2 separate regions of the Homo sapiens genome follow, and region 1 is linked to region 2. The links are chromatin contacts, found by Hi-C in ENCODE. All regions are on one chromosome and are shown on one strand. The core of a region is the stretch at or near the end of the contact, and the rest is flanking DNA. Distances in the headings are between cores, read along the strand shown. Region 1 holds the start of ZNF19 (zinc finger protein 19). Region 2 overlaps VAC14 (VAC14 component of PIKFYVE complex).

Region 1 (6,089 bases), core at 2,748-5,247, 750 kb after region 2:
GTAATCCCAGCTACTCGGGAGGCTGAGGCAGGAGAATTGCTTGAACCCGAGAGGTGGAGGTTGCAGTGAGCCGAGATTGTGCCATTGCACTCCAGCCTGGGCGACAAAAGCAAAACTCCATCTCAAAAAAAAAAAAAACCAAAAAAACAAAAAAAAACAAAAAGAAAGAAAGACCAGGTCTAAGGAGGGATATATTAAGTAACTATTTAGGAAGTGAAAACGGTGGACATTTTTTTTTTTAATGACTGAATACAAGGCAGCCAGAGCAATCTATAATAGCCATGAATTTTGGATGACCTGATAGATGAAGGTGCCATTAGCTGAGATCAGGAATTGAAGAAGAGGAGCTGGTTTCAGGCAAGAAGGTGAAAGAATTTAGTTTCAAAAATACTGAACACACACACACACACCTGCCTTATTAACATTTAATTCACACACCATACAATTCATCAATGCAGAGTATAAAATTAAATAGGTTTTAGTGTGTTCAGAGACTTGCGCAAACATCACCACAATCAGTTTCAGGACATTTTCATCTCCCCAAAGGAACCTCATAACCATCAGCAGTCACTCTCCATTTTCCCTCTGGTAAGCAGAATGGTGTTTTGTTCCCCTCAAAGATGTATATGTCCTAATCTCTAGAACCTGTGAGTACATTAAGTTACATGACAAAGGGAAATTGAGGTTGCAGGTGGAATTAAGATTGCTAGTCAGCCAACTTTAAGATTATCTTGGGGCTAGGCACAGTGGCTCACATCTGTAATCCCAGCACTGTGGGAGGCCCAGGTGGGCAGATCACTTGAGCCTGGGAGTTCAAACCAGCCTGGGCAACATGACAAAACCCTGTCTCTACCGAAAAAAAAAAAAAAAAAATTCCAAAAAGGAACAAAAATTGGCCAGGTGTGGGCACACGCCTGTAGTCCCAGCTACTAGCTGAGTTGGGAGGATCACTTGAGCCTGGGAGGTCAAGGCTGCAGTGAGCCTTGATTGAGCCACTGCACTCCAGCCTGGGCAACAAAGCGAGACCCTGTCAAAAAAAAAAAGATGATTATCTTGGATTATTCAGGTGGGCCCAGTGTAATCATAAGAGTTCTTGAACGTGAAAGAGGGAATTGAAAGAGAATCACAAAAATGACAGCACAAGAAGGACTTGGCCCAACCTCACTGGCTTTGAAGATGGAGGAAGGGGCCAAGGGTCAAGGAAAGTGGGTGGCCTCCAGAAGATGAAAAAGGCAAGGAAACAGATTCTCTCCTTAGTCTAAATCCTGAATTTATACCAGTGGGACCCATTTTGGATTTCTGACCTCCAAAACTCTAAGATAAATTAGTGTTGTTTTACGCCACTACTCATGGCAATTTGTTACAGCAGCAATAGAAAATTAATAGACACACATGTACATACCTCTCTTCTTCCCCCAATTCTAGACAACCACTTTCTTTATAGATTTGCCTATTCTGGATATTTACATTACATAAATGACCATTAAGTCTGGATATAAAACAAAAACAAGTCTCTATTGTTAATTTTATCGGTTTTTAGAAACATGGGAACCCGTATGTTTACTTGGTGAAGAGTTGAGTATATTCTTGGCCAGAAGATGGGAACACTAAAATTAAAAACAAAAAGAGTTGGGAATAACTTATTTTTGTTTTGCAGGGAGTGGAAAGGAAGAAAATTTCCACTCTCATTTGTCTGGAAAGTCTCCCAGAGAGTTTTCAAGATCATTAATAATAATAGCTAATTCACACTGACCTGTCTTCCCAGCCAATGTATCACCTCTAAGGAAATGTATACTTGATATGTTTTGGCTCTGTGTCCCCAGGCAAATCTCATGTTGAATTATGATCTTCAGTGTTGGGGGAGGAACATGGTGGAAGGTGATTGGATCATGGGGGCGGATTTCCCCCTTGCTGTTCTCGTGATAGTGAGTTCTCATGTGATCTGGTTGTTTCGAAGTGTGTTGCGCTTCCTCCTTTGCTGTCTCTCTCCTGCTGGCCATGTGAAGATTGTGCCTGCTTCCCCTTTGCTTTCCACCATGATTGTAAGTATCCTGAGGCCTCCCCAGCCATGCCTCCTGTACAGCCTGTGGAACTGTTAGCCAATTAAACCTCTTTTCTCCATAAATTACCCAGTCTCAGGTATATCTGTATAGCACTGTGACAACGGACTAATACAATACTCATACTCATGTCTGTCACAATCTCTACCATCAAACATAATTACTTTCAAGCTTTGACCATTCCTTAGATTCCAATGGGAACCACCTTTCTTTCTGGTCACCTCACAGCCTAACTATCCAGCTCTCCCTCTAACTCCTACAGTATCTTTAACTGAAGCTATAAGTAATATCAGATCATGATACCCAGAGTATGGTGTATGATCATGGCATATTTACTGTTACTTAATCCTGACTTGAAAATACTAACTTCTCTCCCATATGTCTGAAAATCCCAGCCACAAATAGGCTGAGGCTGTGGTGGAACTTAAGTTTCATGCACAAAGTCATTTTTGCCTTGGCTGCAAAAAAATATGTAGTTAAGCTAAATATTGTGCTGCAGTATCTATACTGACATATAATTCAATATTATTCTCTCCTTGCAGCTGCAAACATACTTAATGATGAAAGACAGAATGTCTTTCCCTCCAAGATTGGGAACATGGCAGGTATGTCTGCTCTTACCACTACTATTTAACATCATATTGGGAGTCTTAGCAAGAGCAAGGCCAGAAAAAGAAATAAAAGGCACATAGGTCAGACACAGTGGCTCACACCTGTAATCCCAGCACTTTGGGAGGCCAAGGTGGATGGATTGCTTGAGGCCAGGAGTTCAAGACCAGCCTGGCCAACATGGAGAAATCGCATCTCTACTAAAAATATAAAAATGAGCCAGGTGTGGTGGTGTGTGCCTGTAATCCCAGCTACTCAGGAGGCTGAGACATGAGAATTGCTTGAACCCGGGAGGTGGAGGATGCAGTAAGCTGAGAATATGCCACTGCACTCCAGCCTGGGTGACAGAACGAGACTATCTCAAAAAAAAAAAAAAAAGAAAAAGAAAAAGAAATGAAATGAAAGACACACAGATTCGAAACTCAGAACAAAACTGTTACTATCTGCAGGCAACATGATTATCTGTATAAGAAGTCCCAAAGAATCTACAAAACAAGCTCCTAAAATTAAAAGTGAGTTCAGACTGGTCACAGTGGCTCACGCCTGTAATCCCAGCACTTTGGGAGGCCGAGACAGGCGGATCGCCTGAGGTCAGGAGTTTGAGACCCGTCTGACCAACATGGTGAAACCCCGTCTCTACTAAAAATACAAAAATTAGCCGGGTGTGGTGGCAGGCACCTGTAATCCCAGCTACTCGGGAGGCTGAGGCAGGAGAATCACTTGAACTCGGGAGGCGGAGGTTGCAGTGAGTAGAGATGGTGCCATTGCACTCCAGCCTGGGTGACAAGAGCGAGACTTCGTCTCAAAAAAACCAAAACAAACTAACAAAAACATAAAAACACTATGGGACAATGGCATTTGTTTGGACACAGGTCTCCAAATCTGCCTCTTCAAAAGAAACAGACACTGCAACTGCAAGAGCCTTGGTTAAAGACTTAAGCCGGCCCCAACTAAGAGTGGGGATGGCTTCCCTAGGAGGTAGGAATCAGCTGGAGTCCTTGCCTCTCCTGGTGCCCAGGCAGTGCCATCTGCAGACACTTCTGTCATCCTCCCATCCTTGGGGGGCTCTTTCTCCAGCTCCAGTTCGTGAGCGGCAAAGCTTGCAGCTGTACAGCCTCCAAGAGCAAACAGCCCAGGTCCCACCCGGCCACAATTGTATAGTGACGCCCTCCCCGTCCCCTTCTTTGAGCTGCGCTCAAAGGACCAGCCTGGACTGCTATGCTGTCTCACTCCCAACCCAAGCTCCGCCCAACTGTGGGTCCTTGCACTTTGGCACCTTTGAGCGCGGACTCAAAACAGGCCAGAAGCGCACCGCTAGCGAGAACGGTTAGGAGGCCGGAAGTGCGTCACGCTTGTGGGGCGCTTGGAGGCCAGAAGTGCGTCATGAGCACGGCTGCTCTTTCTACGGTGCAACTTTTCCGCATCTCGGTGTTTCCGATTGGGAGACATCCTCTTCCTTTCCTTGTACACACTTTTTTCTCTCCTCAGGAACCTCACGCCTGGGTCATTGTCCATTTGGGTGGGTCAAGAAAGCGATCGCTTCTGCCCGGGAGCAGTTGATTGTCAGGAAGGAATTCGTGATAAAACCGCCATCACCACAGGCCTAGATGGTGGCCGGTGTTTCCTGGTTGCTTACTGGTCTTTCTGAGTTCTGGTTCACTCGCAGTGAATCAACTTCCTTTCACAAGCTCTGCCACTCACGGGCCATTGAGGAAGACCCTTGTGTCTCTGAGCAGCTTTTGTCTTCTGTAAAATGAGCCAGTCAGATTATACCATTCAAGCTGTCTTTAATTCCATGCACTGTAACCTCCAATGGTTTGCCACTACCCCTGGAGTCCAAGTCACCATTCAAGGCTCCTCAGACCCTTGCCCTCCTTCCCCTCTAAATGATAAAGAAAATGCCAAAAGCGCAGGGCATATGGGCTAAGAGAGATAGCTCTAAAGTGTTAGTGCCTGTGGCTTTCTGGGTCCACAAAAGAGAACTCTGGCCAGGATTTTGCTGGACTGTCAAAACGTTTGTGATCACTGTCACAGAATTACAAAACAAACTGGGGACTTAGAGCTTCTTAGTCCCATCTCCTTTACAACAGTATGACATAGTGGTAAGGAGCACAGCCTGGCATCAGGATGCTTTGTTTCAAAGGCCAAAGGACCACTCTGTGACCTTTGGTGCATTACTTAACCTGTAAGTGTCACATTTATTTCTAAAACTAGGATAATAATAGTATTTATTCCCCGGATTGTTGTGAGGATTAGATGTTAGTACATGTAAATCAGTACAATGTCTAGCACATACTAAACACTCACTAGATATTAGTAATTATTACACTCACTAGATATTAGCGATTATTAATAGCTTAGGAATTGAGCCTGAATAGGCTCTGGAGTTAATCCAGTATTCAATCTTTTTATTAAAACCTTTGAAAATGGTTATAAACCTCAGTGGGTTTGGGCATCTGTACACTTTTTACTACCAGACTAGATAGTATAAGCAAAGCCTGGTGGCAGTTCAGGGTTGGTTCTTAGAAGATCAGAGTGCTAAAATAGCTAGCTCATCATGAGCTGAGGACTTCCAGGATGACTAGTTGGACTTGCTGTTCAGTTGGGACTTCAGCAACACAAGTCCAGACAAATGGGACCATGATCCAGGTCTTCAAGAGCAACCCTCAGGCTTTCTGCAGAGTGTAAACTCCTCAAGAAAGAGGCTTTTCTATCTTGTCCATGACTGTATCCTGAGTTTCTAGAATAGTGTTTATAACACAGTTCATGATCAATAATCATTTTTTGATGAATAAAGAGTTGGACATATATGATTATACTCCCTTACTATAAGGGAGAGTGGGACAGATAATACAAGCACTCAACGCAGAATGAATCATGAGTAAGAGAAAACCAAGACTCAAAGAGTTTCAGTAAGGCCACAGCATATAATAGGTATCAGAGTTAAGATTTAAACCCTAGATTATTTCCACCATGTCAAACTGGCTTTCCAGAACAATATACTAAGTGGTATTCCAAGTCCCAATACGCCTTTCTATGCTCTCACACCGTGGACACAAGCTTTCTGACCTCAGTCCCTTCAGGAAGAGAGAGAGAGAAGAGCAACAGTAACTGTAAGAGGAAAAATCATCAAATTCTGAAATAAGGGCCAAAGAACCATATAAGATGACACGAGTCCCATTTTACAGATGAGGAAACTGAACACAGAAAGATTAAATAACGTGCTCAAAGTCATGCACAGCTCTTATGTGGCAGAGCCAGAATTCAAACCATGATAGTTTGGCCTCAGTATACACACATAAGCACTCTATCACTGCCTCAGATACGTAGTTCTGTGTCTCATAGTGAAGAAGTTGAAATATGTTAAGCCAAACTAATGTTTCCAAGCCTCCATTTATTAACTGTGATTTGGGGCAAGTT
Region 2 (6,431 bases), core at 1,494-3,993:
TCAGAGCCCATGTCCTTTGCAGCTCTGCCAGGCTGCCTGTCTCTTCGGCACTAATGTTCGGACATGTTTGGGGCTCACAGATTAGGAGGTGGTGCCTTGCTATGCAGGAGGGCAGAAGATGGCATAAAGACGGAAACCCAGGTCCTGCCAAGCTGAGACTGAGGATGCAGGAAATGACGCTGTGAAGAGCTATGGAGCCAGCACCTGGCCGCAGCTCTCTGGAAACCCAGGGAGGACACTGGGGGATGCAGAGCGGCCAACAGAGGCATCTGGGACCATCATTTTCCAGGCTGGCCCCTTTCTGGTCCAGAAGTTGCGTGGGAGCCATCACTTTCTCCCTGGACCAGTGAGGAAATGGCCAGGCACAAGCACAAGATAGGCAGGATGTGGAGGATCTGGGAACCAAACTTGGCCAGAAGCATCAGATGTTCCCAGAAGCATCAGCCCAAAGCACAAAACAAGAATGTGCAGAACCATCCAGAGTATTCCAAGTGAATCTCACGGAGGCGTCTGGACAGACTGACTGTATTTGATGCCAGCGGGCAGGAAGCAGCAGCAAGACTCTCCTCCCAGGAGCTCCGTCTTTCTTGCTGAGCTCAGACTTCCTGTATGTCCTCTCATGGTCCTGCCGGGGAGATGGCTGGGTCTAGAAAAGGCGTTTTTCTGTGCTGTTTTTCCCAGCTGTGAATCACTCTATAAGGGATTCCTTACCAAGAGCCACACCTCCAAACTGTAGCATCCTCAATCCCAAGAACCTCCTAGACAGCTCGCGTGAGCGGCATGAAGGAGCCCTGAGTGAGAAGGCCAGTTCAAGGAAAGGCCTCATTCCACTTCTTGTTTGGACTGCATTGTGCTGGGTCCCTGCCTGAATCAGCCTGGCTTGGGAGGTCCTGAGTGACTCTGGAATGGCAAAGAGTCTCTGCTCCCTGGCCCAAAGGGGCTGTTTGCAGAATCAAGTGTCACATTCTTATAGATCGAGTTACCCCAGGCCCAGCTGGGGGCTGATCTCTAAAGAGGTGGCTGCAGAGACAGCTGTTGAGACAGCCCTGCCTCACTGTTCCCTCCCTCAGGAGATGAATTTGGTAGGCCGTGGTGGCCTGGCTGGAGGGCACTGGCTTCATGCTGCCCACACTGGAGGCACCCTGTTCACTGCAAGCTTCTCCCAGGTGCTTGTTTGGAGTGGGGAGAGGTGCGGGGCCGTTCCAGCCTCACAGGGGCAGTAGGAAGCACTGAGCATGGTGTTTAAGCCTCAGTTTCCTCATCTGTAAAGTGAGTGCAGTAAGAGCCCCTATTAAATGAGATAAAAACATGTAATGTGCCGGGTCCGGAGCCTGCCGCACAGTCTGCACTCAGTACACGGGGGCTCCTTTTTATTAGCAAGCGTCCCATAGCGCAGAGCACTGCGCAGGGCAGACCGTTCTCATTCTGAGTCTCAGAATGGATGTCTGGGGGCTGGTCTGAAATGTCTGAGTGGGGAGATTTCATTTCTGGCACAAATTCACAGTGCTCTATCAGGATGCTCTGAGGAAGAAGGGGGGCCACCTGTGACCCCCACACATCTGGGGAGGGAGATCAGCCCATCTCTCCGCTGACAGTCTGGCTAAAGATGGCAGAAGAGAAGGGCTGGGCTGCTCTGGACACAACTCTGAACTCCTTAGCCACAGCCCCTAGTGTGGACCCAAAATGGACTCTCAATGTCCAGGCTGCCCCTTGGACCCTGGAGCTGAGGCCCTTAGTGGAAGGGAGGAGGAGGGCAGTGTCACAGCTGCGAGAAGCCGCAGCAAGCGATTCACATCCTCAGCTGAGTGCAGCTCAGCCCTCACAGTGCTCCCAAGGCTTAAAGACTTTCTGCCCTCCCCAAGACAGGGTTGGGAGCCTTGGGAGGGGCTGCATTGAGACCACAGGTTTGAGCAGGGCAGTCTTTTCCCAGCAGGGGAGGTGGGGAAAGGGGCCACACTTGAAGGGGCAGGGAGGGCGGGCTGGACAGGGATGGGAAAGGCCTCAGTGCTCAGCAGGACAGGGTGGGGGCTGCTCGCTCTTTCCCAGCCTCAGTGGCCCCCATCGCCCCCAGCCACTCTGTTGATCTGAGCTGCCCTTTGGCTTGAGATGCTCTCTGAGGCAGGGCTGCAGGCTCAGGAGGAGGAGATGGGTGGAGAGAGAACAAGCTCACCCCGGGAGGGTGACTACAGGAGAAATGGGCCCCTCAAGTATGCTGATTTCCGCCTCACTGCTGCCTGCTCTTCCGCCCACCTCCGGCTCTGGCTCATCTGCTCTTGTAAGCAGGGTCCTGGGCTGGGTGCTGCAGGCGCATGAGGAAAGTGGGAGCCGGGACGGGGCAGCTCAGGGCACGCCCTCCAACACTGCGCTCCGAGGACCTCAGCGGTTTTACTCAGGGGTGCCACTGAGGCACAGCCCCCTGTAGATGGTGGGCAGCTGCTGCAGCAGGGGGCGAGGGAGAGGGGGGCCCACAACCCGGCTGTGTGTCTCGGGAGACAGGCTCTCTTTGAGGGGCCCAGGAGAGTGGGATTTCCATTCCCCAATCCTGCAGAGGGCAGGAGCATGAGGGAGAGTGCCATCCCTCAGCTGAAGGCCACTGTGCCTTGTATTTCTGGTTTGGGCAAGTGAGGAGCCTGCCAGCCCCTGGCAGGAAGTGCACGTGACCGGCGGCTGGCCAGGGGCACAGAGACGCACTCCACACAGAAACCCAGGCTGGCGGGGTGGGCGGCCGGGGAGCCAGCCCTGCAGATGTTACTAAGTGAAACCTGATGTGGTGACATGAGAATCCACAGAACGTCTCACAAACAACCTGCCCCGGGATGTTTTGGATTGAGTTTTGTGGTTATGACGTGAAGAAACCTCACATGTCAGGATAAAAATAACCCTGGCTTCAGTACATAACGCGAGTTACAGTTCAACAGAACCAGATGTGAAAACGTCAGCCACCCAGTTCAGGCCCAGCAGGGTCCCTGCTCCACTCCGGCCTCCCTCCCTGCTGGGGTTGGGGTCCATGTGCCCGGACAGCCCGTTGTGGGCTCAAGATCTGCTGCCTGGAGGATACAAGGGAAGGGCCAGAGGCCGCTCAGGGGAGGCAGCACCACCTTCTCCGAGGCCAGCTCCTCTTCTGTGAACCAGGCAGGGCTAAAGAGCATCAAGTCGTGCTTGGCACAGGAAGTGGTCCACAGAAGGGGTGGGTGATGGAGAGGCTGGTATGGAACCAAGAGGACAGGGTGGGGAAGGGGCAGTTTCCCCCAAGAATCAAGTGGCTGGGAGAAAGGGAGGCTGAGCAGGGTCTTGGGGGTGTAGAGTCTGCAGAACTGGAGGGGGTGCACAGCTACGTAGACAAAGGCCGCCGCAATGGCACCAACTCGGGAACCCACTCAAGGGGCAATCACTTTCTCATCTGTGGGCCGGCCTGGGTCGGCAGGACAGGAGCGCCGGAGGCATCAATCATAGCCAGGAGACTTTGCAGCTGCTCAGGTCAGAGCGAGAGAGAAGCCGATGGGATGCAGCAGGGCCCAGTGGGGACTTCCAGCTGACGCGGCAGTGGAGAGGTCATATAGCAGTCTGCCACCGGGAAAGAGCTATTGCTGCAGGGTGAGGGCTGGGGCCAAAGGCAGCGAGGAGAGGGTGTGGAGGAAGGCACCCCCTGCTGGTGGAGCAGGGGGGCTGGACTGCTGGGGCTTCCAACTGGACAAGGGAGGGCCTGGCAGCACGGGTATGAGAGGATGCCATTCTGGGCAGCAGTGCCGGGGGCCTCAGGCTCAGGTGATTGGTGCCCCTGCCTTCCATTATTTTAATAAACTTTCAAAAATAGGTACTGACCCTTACTGGGCACCTGGTGCCAGGGATTCCGGGGTAAGTAAACTTGGCCTGTGTGGCCTGCCATGACGCTATTCAAACTGAGCTGATGACACAAATCACCCAGCACTGGGCGACGCTGAGGAGCCTCCGCATGCACTTCCAGCTGGGGGTCTAAGAGGTCACAGCCAGGAGGGAACAGATGTGAACTTCACCACCCACCCAGGCAGCCTGAGATAAGCAAGTGTGTTGGAACAGAGGGGCAGGAGAAGCTGGGATCTCCAGGGAAGCCTCCCACAGGGGCCCTCTGCACCGGCCTGTAATAACTAGGACACAAGCAAAGGCCCCCTTCACATGCAGGGAGCATTTAGCCTAGCCCTTGCCATGTGGGAGCTCACAGAGCCCCCAGGCACCCCAGCACCTGGTTTATAGAGAGGGAAGAAGTAGCAGTGAGGTAGGACCCTTGTCCGAGGTCACGGGATGGATGGGCAAAGCAGGGCTGTGAATCTAGATCCCTCTGACCCCAGTGCTCGTGATCCCTACTGCTGCTTCCTGAGGCTGGGAGGGGTGAGTGGGAGGAAGGGGCTTCAAGAGAAACAGGTGCTTTCCTGGGGCTGGTGTGGCTGGAGGAAGTGGTGGCGGGCAGCAAATGACAAGAAATGAGGCATTGCCGTGGCCTGAGGCCAGGAAGGGGTCTCTGAAGTCACTGTGAAGAGAGGAGAGATGCCCCCATCACTGCCAGGTTGTGCCCATGGCCTGGCCCCTCTCCTCCTCCCCTCTGGCTGTGGAAGCTTCCAGTGCTGGCGCAGGTGGGATTCCTGAGTGGGGTGAGGAGTGTGGGCTCTCGGGCCAGGCTCCTGGCCCAAACAAGTGGGGAATGACACAGTGCTGGCCTCTCAGAGCTGCTGTGAGGACCCCAGGGGCTCACCCAAAAAGCCAGCACGCGTGAGTGCTCAGAGCAGGGCAGGGCCTAACGTGACCTCAGCCAGTGCTGGCAGCCATGATGATTGTTGCCGTGATTACTGGGGAAAATGGCTTTCTGGCTTTCTGCTAGAACTTGTTTCTGTCTGGTGACATGAAGATGCTGCTGACATTTGGCTACAATACACTGTCCTGGGCTACAAGGAATGAAACCAAATAAGAACAGGTCATTATCACCCATTTTTAGAGCCAGGGATAAAAACACCTTGGACCACTGAGCCCCGCAAGGTATACTGACATGAACAGTTTTTTTGTTTTATTTTTTTTGAGATGTAGTCTCGCTCTGTTGCCCAGGCTAGTGTGCAGTGGTGTGATCTCGGCTCTCTGCAACCTCCACCTGCTGGGTTCAAGCGATTCTCCTGCCTCAGCCTGCCGAGTAGCTGGGATTACAGGCACGCACCACTACGCCCAGCTAAATTTTGTATTTTCAGTAGAGACAGGGTTTCACCATGCTGGCCAGGCTGGTCTCAAACTCCTGACCTCAGGTGATCCATCTGCCTCAGCCTCCCAAAGTGCTGGGACTATAGGAGTGAGCCAACGTGGCTTACGACATGAACAGTTTTATCCCAGCAGCATTGGGCCCCGTGGCAGGCAAAGTCAGGGAAGACTGGGTTTTAGGGGCAAACGTCAGTCCTAGGGTGACCTTTGGCCTCAGACTGACACATTACTGTGCATGGCTAAGGATCCTAAAGGCTGATTGGGTCTCCCCAGGCCTGGCTGCACCCTCTCTGGCAGCATAGATGTCCAGGCCCCGGGAGGAAAGGCATGTCTCTGACAAAGGGCTCATCCCAGAGGCCTCCTCTGTCCTTTGAAGTTTTTTGCACAGGCTCAGGGTACGGCGGGCCCACAGGCCTGTCTGACATCCCTGTCCCCAGAGCCAGCAGGACCTCCGCAGACTCCCCTGAGTGGAGACAGGAAATACAAAAGGAGGAGACACAGGAGATCCCAGGGGTGGGAGACAGGAAAGTGTGGTGTCCCTCAGCCAGCTTCCCTCACAGCTGCCCGCCCAGGCTGCTCCCCATCCTGTTTGCCCCCAGGCCACTCTCTCCCCGATTCTGCGGCTCTGCACAGGTGAGGAATGAGGGAGGCAGGGTGGGAGAAGCCTCTGCCTTCACCGCTCTGCGAGGGAGGGAGAGATGTTTATGCAAGGCCAGGCGAGAGGAAAATCCCATGTGGGCGACTCTGCCTCGGGGGGCCCTGGGAACCATGGCTGTGGTGCATTAGGCCAACACGGCAGCTACCCAGGCATGTGATGGACTCGCTTCTCCACTGCTGCGTGTGATCCGCACCATGTGGTTCCCTACAGATGCCACCGACTTCACCTTTGCTAGGCTCCCTGCCTCCGAGGCTTTCCAGACAGTCCCTTTGTGCCTTCGGGGCAATCTCCCCTACAGGGACACAGCACTGCTGCCTCCAAGTTCTCCAAGTTCTCAGGGCTGCGCCCTGGAGAGCCAGAGGCAGGCAGAATCCAAACAGGAAGAGGGTATGGCTTCACAGCCTTGTCCATGTGCATGGCCAGATGGAAACAGACAGAAAGAGCCCCTTGCATGCCTGAGAAGCAGTCTGGGAAGGAGCAGCTTGCGGAGGGATGAATGTGCACTTCCTGCATGCCTTCTGACCTCAGCACCACCCCACACATCCTCAGTGCCTGG

The links. Hi-C counts contacts between places; a loop is a spot of excess contacts on that map. Pooled maps may share reads with other maps.
Region 1: a loop to region 2 is called in a map with no recorded cell type, with 4 times the contacts of the local background. The contact joins the promoter of ZNF19 here to the enhancer-like site in region 2. A Hi-C loop is called at or near these places in 2 of 37 single-sample maps with no recorded cell type and 6 of 50 pooled maps.

Annotation. Positions count from the first base shown.
Region 1 is chr16:71,485,327-71,491,415 of GRCh38, forward strand. ZNF19 (zinc finger protein 19) reads right to left here and starts at 3,998. Exons shown (of 6, transcript NM_006961.4): 1 at 3,946-3,998.
Region 2 is chr16:70,734,933-70,741,363 of GRCh38, forward strand. All of the region lies in intron 13 of VAC14 (VAC14 component of PIKFYVE complex), which reads right to left. Among named protein-coding and RNA genes, the nearest start is that of VAC14-AS1, 17 kb to the right of the region's middle. RefSeq lists enhancers at 2,889-3,048, 3,021-3,551, 3,453-3,622, 5,375-6,182. Within about 2 kb of position 2,744, at least 30 of the 41 ENCODE cell types and tissues checked have a DNase peak (open chromatin) inside an H3K27ac peak, as active enhancers do.